Regions from separate parts of the Homo sapiens genome. Here region 2 is linked to region 1. Evidence: chromatin loops called from intact Hi-C (ENCODE). Cell type or tissue: heart left ventricle. All regions are shown on one strand.

Region 1 (8,000 bases):
GAGGGGCCAGCCCTGCTGGAGCTGTGCCCTGGGCTCCCCCCGCTGGCCTGAGATCCCCACTCCTTAGCCACGTAGAGAAAGTGGGGAGGGGTATGGTGACAGCGGGAGGTGCCTGAGTCCCTGGAAGGGGCAGCTGCGGAGCCACCCATCATGAGTCACTTTCCCATCTTCTCCTAAAGGCACATACCCCACGCCGACCCCGCAGACAGCAGGGCCCCACTTTCCGCACCCCATGATCCAGAAGGCGTGGCTCAAGCCGAGTCCTGCCCTGGGCGGGTGTAGAGATGCCAACACCCACTTCACACCATCCCTGCCTGCTCCCCAGTCCCGGGGCACACCCCGAACTTTCCAGCCTCCAGGCCTTGTCTGTGCTGGGCCCCTCACTACCCAGAAACGCACTGTCTCTTCCTCCCATAGCTGAAATCCAGCCACCAGGGAGCCCCAGGGTCCTCGTGCCGCCAGCCCTGAACCTTGATTTTCATTTTTCTTGTCTCCCAGTTGGACTGTGAAGCCAGCGAGAGCATGGGGGCCTGGCTGTCCTGCCCCAGCCTTCCTCGGGGTGTCCTGGCTCTGTCCCGTGAGCTGCGTGACACAGGCCCACCCACAAGTGGCGTGACGCAGGCCCAGAGCCACAGGCTGGACAGCTCCACTCCCCAGGACTCACGCCGTGGATGTCACGAAGCTTCACTTGTCTCCACAGAATAAAATCCAGCCCGAGGTCTGGTTCCTCCTGGGGTTCAAGGGACATCCAATCTCTCCCCAGCAGGGGATCAAAGGCCTTGGGTAGGGTTTTTTAACCTGTGGTGCTCTCGGCAGGATGCCCAGAGCCTCCCCCTTGGTCCTGCTGCCTCTCGGTGACTCCCGGTGGCCCCCTCCGGAGAGGCCACAGCCCTTTACCCTCCTCCTTCTCTTGGGACACCCCCTTTCCCAGGCTGAGCCCAGCCTCTCTGGGTCACCCCAGCTTTATTTCTTGTAGGGCAAGCAGATCATTTTATTTTTGACCGAAGGGCTCCTGAAAAGCCAGGATGCCATGAGCAGCCAGGACTTGGCCCTCCCCACCTTCCTAGGGGTGGCAGGGGGTTGGTGTCTCACTGATTACCCGACCTGACCCTAACCTCATGTATTGGAGTGAACAGTGAGTAGGAACTTCAGAGGCAGCTCCGAGTCCTCAGAACACCCTCAGGGAGGCTGTCCTGCCACACTGCACCTTGAGAAGTCTGGAGCCCTGAGTGGCCCGGCCTGCCTGTGTCATGCTGCTGATGGGCAGAGCCAGGGAGCAGCCCCAAACCCCAGCCCAGGCCCTCGCTGAGGAGCACCGGGCTCCCAGGGACTCATCTGAGGGCTGTCCCCAAGCAGAAGGCAGCTTGGGCACTGATAGCCTCTGACAGCCTCCCCCACCCTCCTGCACCTGTGGCTGCTGCAGGCCGCGGTGGGCCCCGCTCCTGGGGCAGCAGGAGGACCCCACCTGGTACCCGCCACATTACCCTATTGATGCCACAGGGCTTCGAATTCATGTCCCCCCGCCCCATGGCTGCAGGTTGGGGCTTCGGAGCTCAGTGGTTGCAGGCCCTGTGTGGCCACATCTACACTGAGGCTGCAGCACTGGGGCAGGGGCAGGTGCACAGACGTTTGTGGGAGGTGGGATCAGGCAATGCCACCCCGTCCATGCAGCTGGTGCATCCCCTGCAGCCCCAGCAGCTGAGGAAAATGTCGAGAAAGGACCTGGACCTCCTGGGGGACTGGCACACGCCAGCTGGAACCACTGAAGAAGCCCCATGGAAGCCGGCTGGGGAGAGGAGGTGGACCTGAGGGAGGACTCACCCCAGGAGGGAGGACTCAGCCTGAAAAGGGAGGACTCACCCAGAAGCGGGAGGGCTTACCCCAGGAGGGAAACTCACCTCAGGAGGGGAACTCACCCTAAGGAGGGGGACTCACCCAGAGGAGGGGGAACTCATCTAGAGGGGGGGGCACTCACCCAGGAGGGGAACTCACCCTGAGGAGGCAGGACTCACCTCAGGAGGGGAACTCACCCAGAGAAGGGAGGACTCACCTCAGGAGGGGAACTCACCCTGAGGAGGGGGAACTCACCCAGAGGTGAGAGGACTCACCCCAGGAGGGGAACTCCGGGTTGAGGAAGGAGGGGTCACCCTAGGAGGGGGAACTCACCCTGAGGAGGACTCACCCTGAGAAGGATGGACTTACCTCAGGAGGGAGGACGCATCCCAGGAGGGGGACTCACCCAGAGGAGGCAGGACTCACTCTAGGAGGGGAACTCACCGTGAGAAGGGAGCATTCACCCAAGGAGGGGGAACTCACCCTGAGGAGGACTCACCCTGAGGAGGGGGAACTCACTCAGAGGCAGGAGGACTAACCCCAGGAGGGAAACTCACCCTGAGGAGAGAGGACTCACCCTGAGAAGGGAGGACTTACCTCAGGAAGGAGGACTCACCCCAGGAGGGGAACTCACCCCAAGGAGGAAGGACTCACCCTGAGGAGGGAGGACTCACTCCAGGCAAGAGCTGGATGGCTGGTGACAGGCCCTGGAGCCAGCAGGGAGGGGCAGCTTTCCTGGGAGCTTGGTGACAAAACAGAGGACTATTCCCAAGAGCCCTGGAGGAGTGTGTACCTGTCTGTGTGTATGCATGTGTGGTGGAGTGTGTGCATGTGGGTGTCTGTGAACTGGTGTGTAAGAGTGTTCCCATTGCACTCATGTTCATGTGAGGACACATTGCACTTATGTGCATGTGAGCAGTAGTGTGTGCCTGTGTGCGTGTATACACGAGTGTGCGGGCACGTGTGTTACTTTGTGCCTGTGTGAGCTGCAGGGAAAGGCGCCTGTGAGTGAAGTGAAGGAGCCCTGGGGCCGAACATAGCACTGGGACTTGGTCACCCCAAGGTGGTGGCACCTCTGGGTCCCTCTCTGCGGGGAGGAAGCATGGGAACCGGGGGGTGGGAGCCGGCCCAGGAGGCCAAGATAGAGTGGCAGGGGAGGAGGGATGCCAAGATGGCCAGCCAGGGAAGAGGGGCGTGAAAGGAGGTGGGCACAGACTCGAGGCCACTGCTCGCTCCAGGGGCTCACAGGAGTTCGCGGTGGGGCCACTCAGATGTCCTTGGCCTGACCCAGGCTGAGAGGTCCGTCCCTCAGGGCCAGGGTTTCGTGACGCCGAGTTAATCCCAGGAGCCCACTCTTCCTTAGGTTTGTAAGAACAAGGAAGTGGGGCCTGGGAGGGCCAGGCAGGCTTTCTCGGCACCCCGTTCCCCATGAACCCGGAGCTCTGTCCTTTGGGGAGCAGCCCCCGCGGGACTCCCAGGAAGGCTCGGCCGGGAGAGGCGATGCTGCCCCCTGGCGGCGGGCCTGGCCCTGTCCCGCTTAGTGGAGTGACTGCCGCGTCTCTCACATTTTCTGTTGCGCAACTTTGCAGCAAGACCCCGGCGAGCTGAAATAGACGGTGCATTATATGCGAAGCCTTCCGGGCGCGAGCTGCCTGATCCCCCGGCCTCGCCTGAGGAGGCTTCTCCATGTGCAGGGGACATTGCTACATTTCATCCCCCACTCCCTCTAAGGCAGGGGCCGTCCGGACGTTTAGAGTGAGGACCCCGTTTCTCAGACTGGTCCTGGTCGCTCTGCCCGTGGATGCCAGAATCCAGATGTGAACCCCAATCTCTCCGCCTGACCCTACAGCCCAACTCTTCACATTGTATCGAGGGCGACAGAGGCTTCCAGGGGGAAAGGCCGTGTCAAACGCCCAGCACCGCAGGGTCACCCTGCCCCTAAGGCACAGTCCCTGGTGGTCCAAGGCCCTGGGGCATCCGGAGCCCGGGCAGACGTCCTCACGGGGTGGGGGTGGGGCGTGCTGAGGGCACCCAGGAAAGGGCCTGGCGTCTGGGACGTCTGGGCTGAGTCTTGGCTCTCCGCTGGGTGGCTGTGTTCCTCTGGCCGAGCGCCGTGGCCTTGCTGAGGCTCTGGGCCGGAGAGCTAAATGCCACGGCCTACCTGGCACCAAGGCTGGCTAGACGCTCCCGCGAGGGTCAGGCTCCTGCTGCAGCCAGTGCTCCCTGCTACAACAAATCCCAGGGGCACCCACTGTGTACCAGGTCGGTGGTCAACCAAATAATGGAACCCCCCACCAGTAATGGAATCCCCCACATCTTAGTGCCCAGGACCTATGAACATGTTCCCTTCCGTGGCCAAAGACATTCTACCGATGTCACGGAGCAAGGATTCTGAGGTGGAGATGATCCCAGACGGTCGTGGGTAACCTCCAGCTTCCTGTAAGAGGGAGGCAGGAGGGAGTCACAGAAAAGATGTGACAAGAAGAAGCGGGGGGGGGGGGGAGAAAGAGAGGAATAGAGGAGAGAGGGAGAGAGAGAGAAGAGAAGGGGGAGAGAGGGAGAGAGAGGGATAGAGGAGAGAGGGAGAGAGAGGGATAGAGGAGAGAGGGAGAGAGAGGGATAGAGGAGAGAGGGAGAGAGAGAAGAGAGGGGGAAGAGAGAGAGGGAGAGAGAGAGGAGAGAGGGAGAGAGAGAGGAGAGAGGGAGAGAGAGAGAGGGAGAGAGAGAAAGAGGAGAGAGGGAGAAAGAGAAAACAGAGAGAGGGAGATAGAGAAGAGAGGCAGAGAAGAGAGAGAGGGAGAGAGAGAAGAGAGGAGAGAGAGGGAGAGAGTGAGAGGAGAGAGGGAGAGGAGAGAGGGAGAGAGAGAAGAGAGGGAGAGACGGGGGAGAGAGAGAGGGAAACGGAGAGAGAGAGGAGAGAGGGAGAGAGAAGAGAAGAGAGAAGGGGAGGGGGCCAGAGAGGGAGAGAGAGAGGAGAGAGGGAGAGAGAGAGAGAGGAGAGAGGGAGAGAGAGGGAGAGGAGAGAGGGAGAGAGAGAGAAATAGAGAGGAGAAAGGGAGAGAGAGGAGGGAGAAGAGAGTGGGAGAGAGAAGAGAAGAGAGAGAAAGAGAGGAGGGGAGAGGGGGAGAGAGAGAGAAGCGGGGGAGAAGAGAAGAGAGGGAGAGAGAGAGAGGGAGGGGAGAGGGAGAGAGAGAGAAGAGAGGGAGAGAGAGAGGGAGAGGAGAAAGAGGAGAGGGAGGGAGAGAGGGAGAGGAGAGAGAGAGGAGAGAGGGAGAGGAGAGAGAGAGAAGAGAGGGAGAGAGAAAAAGAGAGAGGGAGAGAGTGAAGAGAGAGGGAGAGAGGCAGGGCGGAGCAGGGCAGGGCCAGGGCATGGCTCAGGAGAGAGAGGGAGAGGAGAGAAGGAGAGAGAGAGAGAGAGGGAGGGGAGAGAGGGAGAGATAGAAGAGAGGGAGAGAGGGAGAGGGAGAGAGAGGAAAATCTTCCCAGGAGGGGCAGTGCTGCTGACTTTGAAGATGGAGGAAGGGGCCACAAGCCAAGGAGCACAAGCTGCCTCTGGAAGCTGGAAAAGACAAGGCTTGGGTTCTCCTAGACTCTCCAGGAGAAATGTAGCCCTGCAGACACCTTGATTCTAGACTAGTGGCATTCCTTTTTTCTTCTTTTTTTTCTTTTTCTTTTTTTGAGACAGAGTCTTGCTCTGTCACCAGGGCTGGGGTGCTGTGGTGTAATCTCAGCTCACTGCAATCTCTGCCTACCAGGTTCAAGTGATTCTCCTGCCTCAGCCTCCTGAGCAGCTGGGATTACAGGTGCCAGCCACCATGCCCAGCCAATTTTTTGTATTTTTAGTAGAGACGGGTTTCACCATGTTGGCCAGGCTGGTCTTGAACTCTTGACCTCGTGATCCACCTGCCTTGGCCTCCCAAAGTGGTGGGATTACAGGCGTGAGCCACTGCACCTGGCTGAGATGAGGTTTTGCCATGTTTGCCAGGCTGGTCTTGAGCTCCTGACCTCAAGTGACCTGCCTGCCTCGGCCTCCCAAAGTGCAAGGATTACAGGTGTGAGCCACCATGCCCGGCTGATGAGCGGCATTTCTGACTTCCAGAACTGTCAGGAGAATCCACTTGTGCCATTTCCAGCCTGTAAGTTTGCAGGCATTGATTGCAGCAGCCGTTGGAAACAAACACATATCCCGTTCTAGGAAGGGATTCTGTGCCTTCTCAGTGAAAGAGGTCCCTTGGGACTGTTTCCTGTACTCCCAATGCCCGGAAGGTGGACTCCAGCCTCACTCTGCCCAGACCCCAAAGCTGGGGGAAAGAGGGGAGGGGGCCAGCTGGAGGCCTCTGGATGCCTTTCGGGGGGAAGTTGAAGGAGCCAGCGTTCTCCCAGGGGAAGCGAGGCAGCTGTGCCTGCTCCTGGCTGCCTGAGGACAAGGCGGAGGCTGGGGCTGGGGTCTTAGGGAGAGCGCTCCCCCATTCCCTGAGCCATGCCCCGGCCCTGCCCTGCTCCTCCCTGCTGGAGCCTGCCAAGAGTGACCCAGCCGGAAATCATAGAACATTCTTTTGGGATACGTTTTCTCCTATTTTTAAACTGTTGCTTTATTTTCTCATAATTTGTTGAATGTTTAACTTCAACATCAGAGGTGAAAAGGGGCCAGGAGCGAGGACACTGACCCGTCTGTCCTGCCCTCCCCACCCCCACCTCACTGGAAGCCTGGCTCAGAACACTCTTAGTCCCACTCTATAGGGGGTGGAGGGGTGCAGGGAGACACTGAGGCTTGGGGCGGAAGTGACTTGGCCCCCATCACTCCACTGCTGAAGCGGCAGGGGCTGGATCCTGGATCCAAGCCCAGGTCCCCGAAGCCACGTCCGGCTTTTCCCGGTGACACTGTGCTGCCCCCTAGAGGCGGTTGCTTTTCCAGAAAGTGCTAAGTGGACCTGAGCTGCAGGGCTCCCAGGGCAACCATGCCCTGCAGCCCCTGTGGTCAGCCCTAGGGCTCCAGCAGACCCCACGGGTCAATTGGGAATAAGTTTGCACCATGTGGAACACAGCCAGTCACAATGCGGGGCGACAGGGAAGAGCCAGCATCCCGTCCGTGGGGCAGGGTGAAAGCCCAGGAGACTGGGAACGAGGCTGTGATTCACTTCAACGAGGGGCCTTAAAAATATAGCAATGAGTGTCTAGTGCCTTGTTTGTTCAATGAATGTACTGAGTCCTGCTATGTCCAAAGGATGACTCAGACAACTTCTGGGGAGCATCCTGGGGTCCATGCCTCAGACCAACCTCTTACACCACCTCCACCTTCCTTCAACTTCTTTCCTCTTTGCTTTGGCTGCTAGGAAGCTCCCACCCAGTTTGTGTAAGTGAGGTCCAAAGCCTCTCCCCTTGGGCCCTGGAGGATGCCCTGTTCTGCTTTGGGCTTCTCTTTTGGGCTTCCTAGTACACTGCCTGTGCCTCCCAGCAGGCAGCAAGGAGCAGGGCAAGGGGAAGTCATGGTTGAGAAGCAGTCTCGGGGGCAGGGGGGTCCCGGGTTGGGTCCCAAGATGGAGGGCCCCCCCCCCACAGGCCACTTCTTGGCACCCGTGATTACCCACCTGGGCCTCCTGGTACCTCCAGGAGCCTGCTCCAGAGTCTGTCAAGGACACACAGATAAGATCTTGCCAGATAAGGATCCATTGACCCCGGGCATGGAAGGAGACAGCAGGGCCTCGAGCTTAACCACATCCTCCTGGCATCAGACCCACCTGGGAACAAAAATACCAGGTGTGGGTGGGTGTGGAGCCTCCGGAGACACTTCCCAGCCTGGCACAGCCCAGCCAGGACACCTCTCAAAGGTGAGGAGGAACAGGAAATTCCAAACCCGTCCCCACCCCGGAGTCAGCCTTTGAGTCCTTGCACCTTCAGCCGCAGCCTGACCTTCTGGGCCCTCAGTTTCTCCCCCTGTAAAGCAGAACCACAGCAAGCCCCCCACACAGGGGTGGAGAGGCTTAGGCGAGAGGGCCGTGGAGGTGCCGCGGAAACTGGAGGTGCTGCGCTGTCGGTGAAGGCCCTGGCCTCTTCTCCCAGGACTCTGCTAGAGAGAGCCGGCCCTCCTTAAGATGCCCAGCCCCCTCCCTGGCTGCAGCCTTCTGGGGCCTAGACAGGTAGAGGGAAGACAAGGCGCTGGCTCCAGC
Region 2 (8,000 bases), 160 kb before region 1:
GAAGGGGAGGGAGGCTGACAGGGGTGGGTTAAGGAGCGGCCACCGCTATGTGCAGCTGGGGTCCGTCCTGCTGGGGACCCTCGGAGTGACCTTGAAGGGCACATCCCACTGCCAGTACCCAGAGGGTGAGGAAGTTGGGTGATCATGCACCCGCTCTGGCCCTTTCTTGGCTGGGGGTCACTCCTGGGGTGTTAATGACCCTGCGCTTGCACCTTCCCCACACGTGGCCTGCGGCAGCACCTGCACGGTCAGTCACCTTTGGGTGCAGAGGACAGTGAGCCACTGGTATGGATGGGCACCGCTGGTGGGTGCCCTGGGGTGACCAAGGGGGCGGGGTTAGGGCTCCAACAGGGCCTGCCCTGCCTCAGTTTCCTTATTTGTTTGAAGGACTCTAGGGGGCCACGGGAGATAGCAGTATGGAGCAGTTTGTTTAAAAACCAGATATTCCCACAGTGGCAGTGTGATGGGACCATTGCTAAAGCCAAGCCTGCATTGCTGGAATTCCCGAGGGGTTTGGCCGGTTATCAAGACAGACAGGTCGATCAGCAATCTGGGTTTCCGAAATAAGAAAAAATAAAAAAAGCCATGCTGGGTAGAACCTAACAGGCAACTCCAAGCTGCTAATGGTCCACAGAGCTGTGCCTCATCCCTCGAGCTGGCCGCCTGGTTTCCACCTCAGTTTCCTGTGGCTACGTGAGGACGCTCCCTAGGGCACTATCAGTTCCCGAGGGGCATCATCCGAGAAGAGGGCCTCCCTGATGGAGTGCAGGGACGGCATGCTGCGCCAGGCAGGGCCCGAGCACCTGTGGCCTTTGGACAGAGCTGTGCTTGGGCCTCGCTGGCCTGGAGGGTCCCCCCACGTGGTCGCCTGGAGCCCCTGGGCAGCTTCCGGCTGCACCATGGCTCTAAATGGCTGTGCACTGGTCGGGAAAAGGGGCAGGCAGAATCCCTCATTCGAGGCAGGTGGGCTGTATACAACCCAAAGTGTATCAGGGAAGCCGGAGGGTGGAGCCCCTCCCCAAACAGTCAGCACTGCAGTGGGGGAGAGGGGGAGGGAAGGCCTCGAGTGGAGGCTGTCCTTTTTAGTTGTAGGGGAAGGAGAGAGGAGGCTCTGGGCCAGGGCTGCTGGTTGGGGGCTGCCCCACCTTTCATAGGTGTTGATGTCAAGGGTCTAGACTCCTCTACCCCTGGTTAGGGGACAGTTGGGGCCATGTCCCTGGCACCTTGGCCTCTCTGGCCCTAGGATGCCTCTCCTGGAAACAGCATTGCTCACCACCTGGGAGGGCCTGGTCAGCATCTGGTGCCGGCAGGAGGCTGAAACTAAGCAACTGACTTCTCTCTACAGTAACACAGGGCCCCGCTGTGCTGGTGACCTTCAGGAGGACCTGGACTCAGTGTGCGTGCCCCGCCCACCTTGCCCTCTGTGACAAAGTCTGAGGGTGCTTAGGGGCCACGACCACGCCCATGTGGGTGGGTGGCTTGGGAGGGCTCAGGGGGAAGGGTGGGGGAGGGCTGGCTTTTGAGGGCAGTGGGTTCCCATGCCCAGCCCCATGAAGGACGGGGTTCACGGAAGACCCCAGTATCGCAAGTCTGTAGCCAGCACGGGGGGCCTGCATTCCTTCTGCAGGAGAAGCACGAAAGAGCTATTCTTCTCAATTCGCCAAGGAGGAAACTGAGGCCCAGCAGGGCAGGAGAGCCCGGGTTACAGCGCAGGCGGGAGGCTGAGCTCAGCCTCAAGTCCCATCTGCACGCCCAAGGTGCGGCCCCCCTTAGTAGGAGCCGCGACTAAGGGTGACGCTGTTTCTCGGCCCAGGTATGTCATCTCGCTGAGTCCCCACAAGCTGACCCTATGAGGGGGTTACTATAGTTAGGTCCATTTGACCTGGAGGAAACTGAGGCTCCCACGGGTGAGCTGCCCAGCTCAGTGGCCCTGAGTACCAGACTCCTGCTGGCTGACCCCAGTGCAGGGCTCTGTCTCTGGTGCTGAGGGGCATGGGGAGAGTGCAGCAATTTAGCAGGCCTCAGTTCTGTCCCAGCCTGGGGCAGTGGTTAAGCAGGGCCAGTAGAGACAGCAGATAAGCACAGGCTAGTCGGGAGGTTTGGGCAACACCAGGCCACAGGTATGTCTGGACAGTGTGGGGCAGCAGGTGAGGCCAGCCCAGGACAGGGCACTGGCTTCATGGCAGGCCGTGTAGTCAGCCAGACCTGGGTCTACATCTAGGCTTGGCCCCTCTCCAGCTGCAAGGCCTGGGGGAGGCTCTGGACACTCTGAGCCCCAGGGTTGGTTTCTGCTAAATGCGGAGCAGCGGGAGGCTTCACTGAGGGGATGATGGTCTCTGCTAAGCTCAGCACACACTGACCAGAACGTGCCAGGATGGACGCTCCATCTAATTCTGGGGCCAGGCACCTGGGAGCCATCCCCGTCACCCTGATGGCCACCCAATGGCAGATACGCTTTCCCCTCAACATCTCAGGGAGGTCAAACAAGGGCAGGGTTACAGGGAGCTGGTGACTAAAGGTGCTTTTCTCTCCCCATGGCTGAGGGGGCAAAAGAGCCCGACCGGAAGCTGCTCTTGGAAGACAGAAGCCCATGTGCAGGGAATGTGCCAGTGCCCAGCAGGTGAATGCAGGGTCTCGAGGGGTCGGAGGGCACACCTGCCTGAGTCCCAGGTGCGCCTGAGGGCTTCGGCTATTCCTCCTCATCTCCTCCCCATACTGCCTTCCCCAGTCTCCTCTCCCCCTCCCCCAGGCCTTCCCCAGTCCCTCCTCCTTGCCTTTGCAGACACTGTGTCCCTCCCTGTACGCCCTTTCTGTCCTTCTCAGCCCTTTGTAATTCAACCTGGTTTTCAGGGCACAGGGCAAATCCAGCATCCTCTGGGATCTGAAGGTGGCCAGCCCCTCTGGCCTCTGCAGGTCTCTCTGTGCTGGGACTGCCTCTGAGCCATCTACCCACAAGTTCTTAACTTGCAAATTAGCCCCAAAGCTGGATGGCAGGACCCCGGAGGCCTGGCCAGGGACTGTCTAGAGATGTGTTAGGACAGAGCTCCAACCTGACCTCAGTACACAGGGACTGAGAACCTGGTTGGGGCTCCATAAACACTCCTGGTTGGCAGGGATAATGATAATAGCAAACAAATCCTTAGAGACAGGGAGGAAATTCCACAGGGATCCCTCCAAGCCAGAAAGCAGGGAAATTACACTAAGGAGTGGCCAAAAATCCTCTATCAAGTTGAAACAGGGAAGGCTACCAGGTTCAATACGAACCCCCATCATCTGTCCACTGGGGGCCTATCAAGGGACACACCTACCCTCAGGGGCCTACAGTCTTTGGGAGAGCAGAAACATCATCTAACTTCCCATGCATGGTGGAGGGAGAGACAGCACTGGGGCCTGATCAAGAGTGGGCATCCTCCTACCTGTGTTCAAACACCAGCTCTGCCACTCACCAGCTGTGTGACCCCAGGCACACAGCTTCGTGTTTTTGTCTCTCCATATCCCTAAGACCTACCTCATGTTATATGACCTCCCTCATGGGGTTGCTGGAAGGATGAAACCTGTTAATATATCTTGTAAAGAGTTTCCAACAGGGCCTAGCATAGAGTGAACCTTCAACAGAAGTTTGCTCTAATTGGGAACTGAGACACACGCACATAAAGAACTAGGGGAGGACAGGGGAAAAAAAATCTTGTGGCCAGAGTGGACCACAAGTGAAAGATGGTAGCAGTGCCAAATCCAGACTTTAAAAAGTTACAAAAGGAGCTGGATGTGATGCTGGGACCAGCAGGAGGCAGCACCAAGCACAGGTGTGGGAGTCCCAGCGCCTGACTCTGTCACTGATTTGCTGTGTGACCCTGGATAAGCTGCTTTGTCTGTTTAGGTATTAGTTTTTAAGGTGTGGGCTCTCTCCCGTCTACACTCTAAAAGGCTGGGAGGCTCCTAGGGTCTGGAGAGCAATCCTGAGCTGGGCTTGGAGAGAGTCGGGAGGTGAATGCATAGCAAGGACCAGTGCGTGTGACTTTATGGTGCCCTTCCACGGAGCAGTGGAGTGGGTGCCTTTCTTGTGTAGAACGGGACAAAAAGGCAAAGATGTAATTGCAGTGGGAGGGATGTGGGTGAGACTTTGTGCATAACTTCCAAATTCGAAGGCCTGGGAAAGCTTCAGAACATTTCTGTTTCTGTATTCTTAAGAAAGGGGCAAGCAACCCCTCGGTGCACCTTTGCTGAGGGTAAGGAGTTTCTTATTCATCTTTTCTTTTGAGACGAATTCTTGCTCTGTCGCCTAGGCTGGAGCGCAGTGGTGCGATCTTGGCTCACTGCAACCTCCACCTTTTGGGTTCAAGCAATTCTTGTGCCTCTGCCTCCCAAGTAGCTGGGATTACAGGTGCATACCACCATGCCTGGTTAATGTTCATAATTTTAGTAGAGACTTGGGTTTCACTATGTTGGCCAGGCTGGTCTTGAACTCTTGACCTTAGGTGATCCACCAGCCTCGGCCTCCCAAGGTGCTGGATTTAGAGGTGTGAGCCATGGCACCCAGCCCTCTTATTCATCTTTTTGATGGTTAGCACTGAATATGTGGTTGCTGAATGAATGAATGAATGCAGGCATGTGTGAATGAACAACAGAGGCTGGGTCTTGTATACTGTGGCTGGCTGTGGCCATCAGATCCAAGGATACAGAAGCTGAGACCCAGGCAGGCCAGCAACTTAAACACCACAACCCCCAACTGGGAGCCTCAGTTTTCTCATCTGTGAGATGCCGACAAAGACATCTGGACTTAGGTCACAGGATTCTTGTGGGGATAAAATGTGATCGATGATCTGAAGGTATTTTGAAGACTTCCTTCTGCATAACTGAGGGAGGTACTCCTGGAAGGTGCCTCCCTAAGGAAGATAGGAATATGGTGGAAGAGAAATACTTCCCTGAGGCCACATGGGAAAATGTGAAGGACAAAGGTTCCCTTCACAGCAGGAGTGTCCTGGAAGACCTGTCCCAGGCGCCATGAATGGCAGCCTATATCTGGTCCACACCTGCCTCTATGAACCCCTTCCTCAAACTCCAACAAAAGGGCAGAAGGGGGAAAGCAATCCTATGTCCTTTAACCTTTAATACTGTCCTGGGACTCTGGGCTCTGGTTTCTTCCGCTGGTCTCTGGAGTTGGTACTCCAGGAACTGAATTCATATCCATATGAAATATCTTGATCACTCAAGGGAATCTACAATGTTCACTTTCTCTGAAAATGGGCTAAATGAAATCAGTGGCCTGTAAAATTTCTTTTGGTTTTGAGACTCTTCAAATTATAGTTAAGAAGGGAACATCAGTTTTAAACTTCCTTTGTCTTCTAAAAAAATTTTAAAACCAGGTCACTACATATCAATGTACGATTATGGGGCACGTTCCATAATCTACAAGCAGATCATCTCCCACAGCAGATAAGCCAGGAAATACTGGGCAGATACCAGCAAATCAGGTATCTCTGGAGTGTCTGGGCTTGTTTGGGGCACACAGATCCCAGACCATGGACAACCACCAGTTTCAAGGAAGAAAGTAGAAACACTCAAAGATTAACAGAGGGAAATGGAAACAAATTGCATTCAACCTGGCCTCTGGCTTTCAAGTCATTTCTTCTTATATCTCTGCACAGAAACAATGAAGTCATTTCCACCCTTGAACTTGGGAATGAAGAGAGGCAAAAGTCACAGGCTGGGAACCGCAGCCTGAATTGGATGAACTTATCTTGTGGTTGACTTGTGCATGTATGAGTTTCACACCTGAGAACAGGATAGGAACTTTTGAAATGCAGCCCACGCCCTCTGGCCCTCGTGTGTACAGAGCCGCCTTCGTTGGGTGACTCAGGGTAATGACTGAGCAACAACTGTTGGCTTGAGTGGTGCCGGGGATGCCCTGGGAGGCTCTCCCTGCCATGCTGCCTGCCCTGCACCAACAGGCCCCTGCTCCATGGCTGCAGCCTCCAGCCTGTCTGGCCATCTACCGGCAGATGCTGCTCCCAGGGTCTGCCTCCCACAGCGCGCGCCTCTGATTCAGCCTTCCAAGCTCACAAAACAAAGTATGTGTAACGGAAGTGTTGTGTGGAACCCAGGAGCTGATGGTCTCATCTGGGCCCAGCTGCCTCTTTGCAGACTTTATGGCCTTCACCTGGGTTTGCAGGAGGCAGATAGTTTCTGGGTCTGGATAAGCAATGGGTCCTGGAACAAAAACTCTAGAGACCGGGGGCTATTCATGACAGGCTCCATTTCTTATTGAACATTCAGTTCACCATCAGGTCTTGTCTAGTCTACCCCCAGAGCATCCATTTCTCCATCACCTTGGCCACCACTACCATCCCCTGGCTCCTGGCTGGTACCTCCATGGTCCCACCTTTGGGACTTTGAGTATGCAATGTTTTTGAAAGACTCAGTCCCTACCCATTATGGGTAGAATTAGCTCCTTCTCCAGAATGTTTATTCTTCAGGCAGGCTTTCTGCAGCTACCTGGTCTGTGTCCTGGGCCCTTCCTAACTGTCCTCCCAGCTGATGGGTGACTTGGAGCTGGTCACCTGCCCCTCTGGGCCTCAGTCTCCTTGCCTGTAGCAATAGCACCTACCTCACACGTTGTGAGAGTTCAATGAGCTAAGACACAGCACTGGCCCAGCACTATGGAATAGTCCCTGTCACTGCCGTGGATAACGGGTAACGTTCCATCACCATTTCTTAAGTAAGCTCCAGATGGGCGGAGCCTTCCCTGTCTCATTCTTTGAGGGTGCCCAGGGGCCAGCATGGCCTGGCACATGGCTTTGATCAAATGGCAATCCCTGAGCTCCTCCGGCCAGTCCTGTGAGTCACAGGTAGACTCCCTCTCCATCTACACCTGTTCCCAGTGCTCCTGGCAGCTCTGTGCAATCTCATTTCCTGAAGAGATGCCCCCAGGCCACCCCCCTCCACTGTGACCCAAGGGGTGCAAGGCCTGACCAAGGCCAGAGTCCCTGCTGTCGCTGGAACAGAGACTCAAAGCAGGAGCTTTGCTCCCGCTTCATTCCCTGCCTCTCTGTGAGCTCCAGAGACTAGAGGGACAGGCCAGGGCCATCCTCATCCTGCTTGAAGCAGCCCTGCTGGGCCTGACGCCTGGGGAGGGGCTTTGATGGGGTCTGCATGGGAAGAAGGTAGAAGGGAGCTTCTGTCCTTAGGTCCCACAAATTGCTGCTGAGAGCTTCCCTCACCCCAAGAGGAGATAGCCAGTCCCAGCCCTGTCCTATCCTCTTCCGGCAAACTTTGTCCTTCAAGCCAAACCCTTCCTGGGAGAATTCTGCCCCCCTCTCTAAAACATAGGGTTACCTAGACCTCTGGGTCTGGCCCTGGGGAGGGTGGTGGGGATATTGGGGACCTCAGGATGGGGTCCCCAACTTACATGACTGGCTTCCAACCAGTGCCCCCACCTGAACCAGGCCTGGGCGCCCAGGGGAGACAGGGGCGAGGGTAGAAAGCAATCTCCAATGATTGACACCCTGGGCTTTGAGAGTTTCGGTGCCAATGCCAGGGTACCAGGCCCAGTGCCCTGGGCACAATATGCGTTTCTGGCAAGTGAGGACTCGGGACTCTGGCCCCAGAGGATAGTGAAGCAGTGGGGCCTGGCAGTTACCATCATCGTGGAGTGGCGACCAACTTGGCCTTCACCCAAGACCCCCACCATCACCCTCACCCTGGCTGCCCCAACAGGTACCCCTGGCCGCGAGCCAGGAAGGGAAGGTCCCATCCAGGGCGCCAGCCGTGAGCTCTTGGTTGGGCTCCGAGCTGCAGCCCCGGGTGAGGCGGCTTCGGGGCCGCAGAGCTCCGAGGCCGGGCCATGCCTGGGGGCCCGGCGCTGCGCTGGGCGGAGTGGGCGCCGCGCTCGGAACGCTCAGAGCGCAGGCGGGGCGCACGCACTTGGCCAGGGCCGGCGCGCCCTTCCCGGCACGCACGTGCGCGGGTGGGCGCCGCGAACCCTGCGCGGAGGGTGCGGCCCC

What was found. A loop is a pair of places that touch in the nucleus more often than their neighbours do. Peaks named below come from ENCODE experiments on the same cell type or tissue, not always from the same donor. Only the 100,000 strongest peaks of a DNase experiment are listed, where the experiment ranks them.
Region 2: it touches region 1 in a loop (4-fold over the local background); 36 of 110 quality-filtered maps call a loop at or near these places.

The regions. Positions count from the first base shown.
Region 1 is chr11:69,914,355-69,922,354 of GRCh38, reverse strand. No RefSeq gene overlaps it. Among named protein-coding and RNA genes, the nearest start is that of FGF3, 99 kb to the right of the region's middle. In heart left ventricle, CTCF peaks have their summits at 3,140, 3,343 (motif pointing left), 6,533 and 6,735 (motif pointing left); DNase peaks (open chromatin) are centred at 584, 3,344, 6,234, 6,704 and 5 weaker places; H3K4me3 peaks cover 754 bases; H3K27ac peaks cover 5,159 bases; H3K27me3 peaks cover 1,226 bases.
Region 2 is chr11:70,078,816-70,086,815 of GRCh38, reverse strand. The region is part of intron 1 of ANO1 (anoctamin 1); the gene reads right to left. Among named protein-coding and RNA genes, the nearest start is that of ANO1, 4.5 kb to the right of the region's middle. In heart left ventricle, a CTCF peak has its summit at 3,747 (motif pointing right); DNase peaks (open chromatin) are centred at 2,265 and 7,740; H3K4me3 peaks cover 2,030 bases; H3K27ac peaks cover 1,018 bases; H3K27me3 peaks cover 1,182 bases.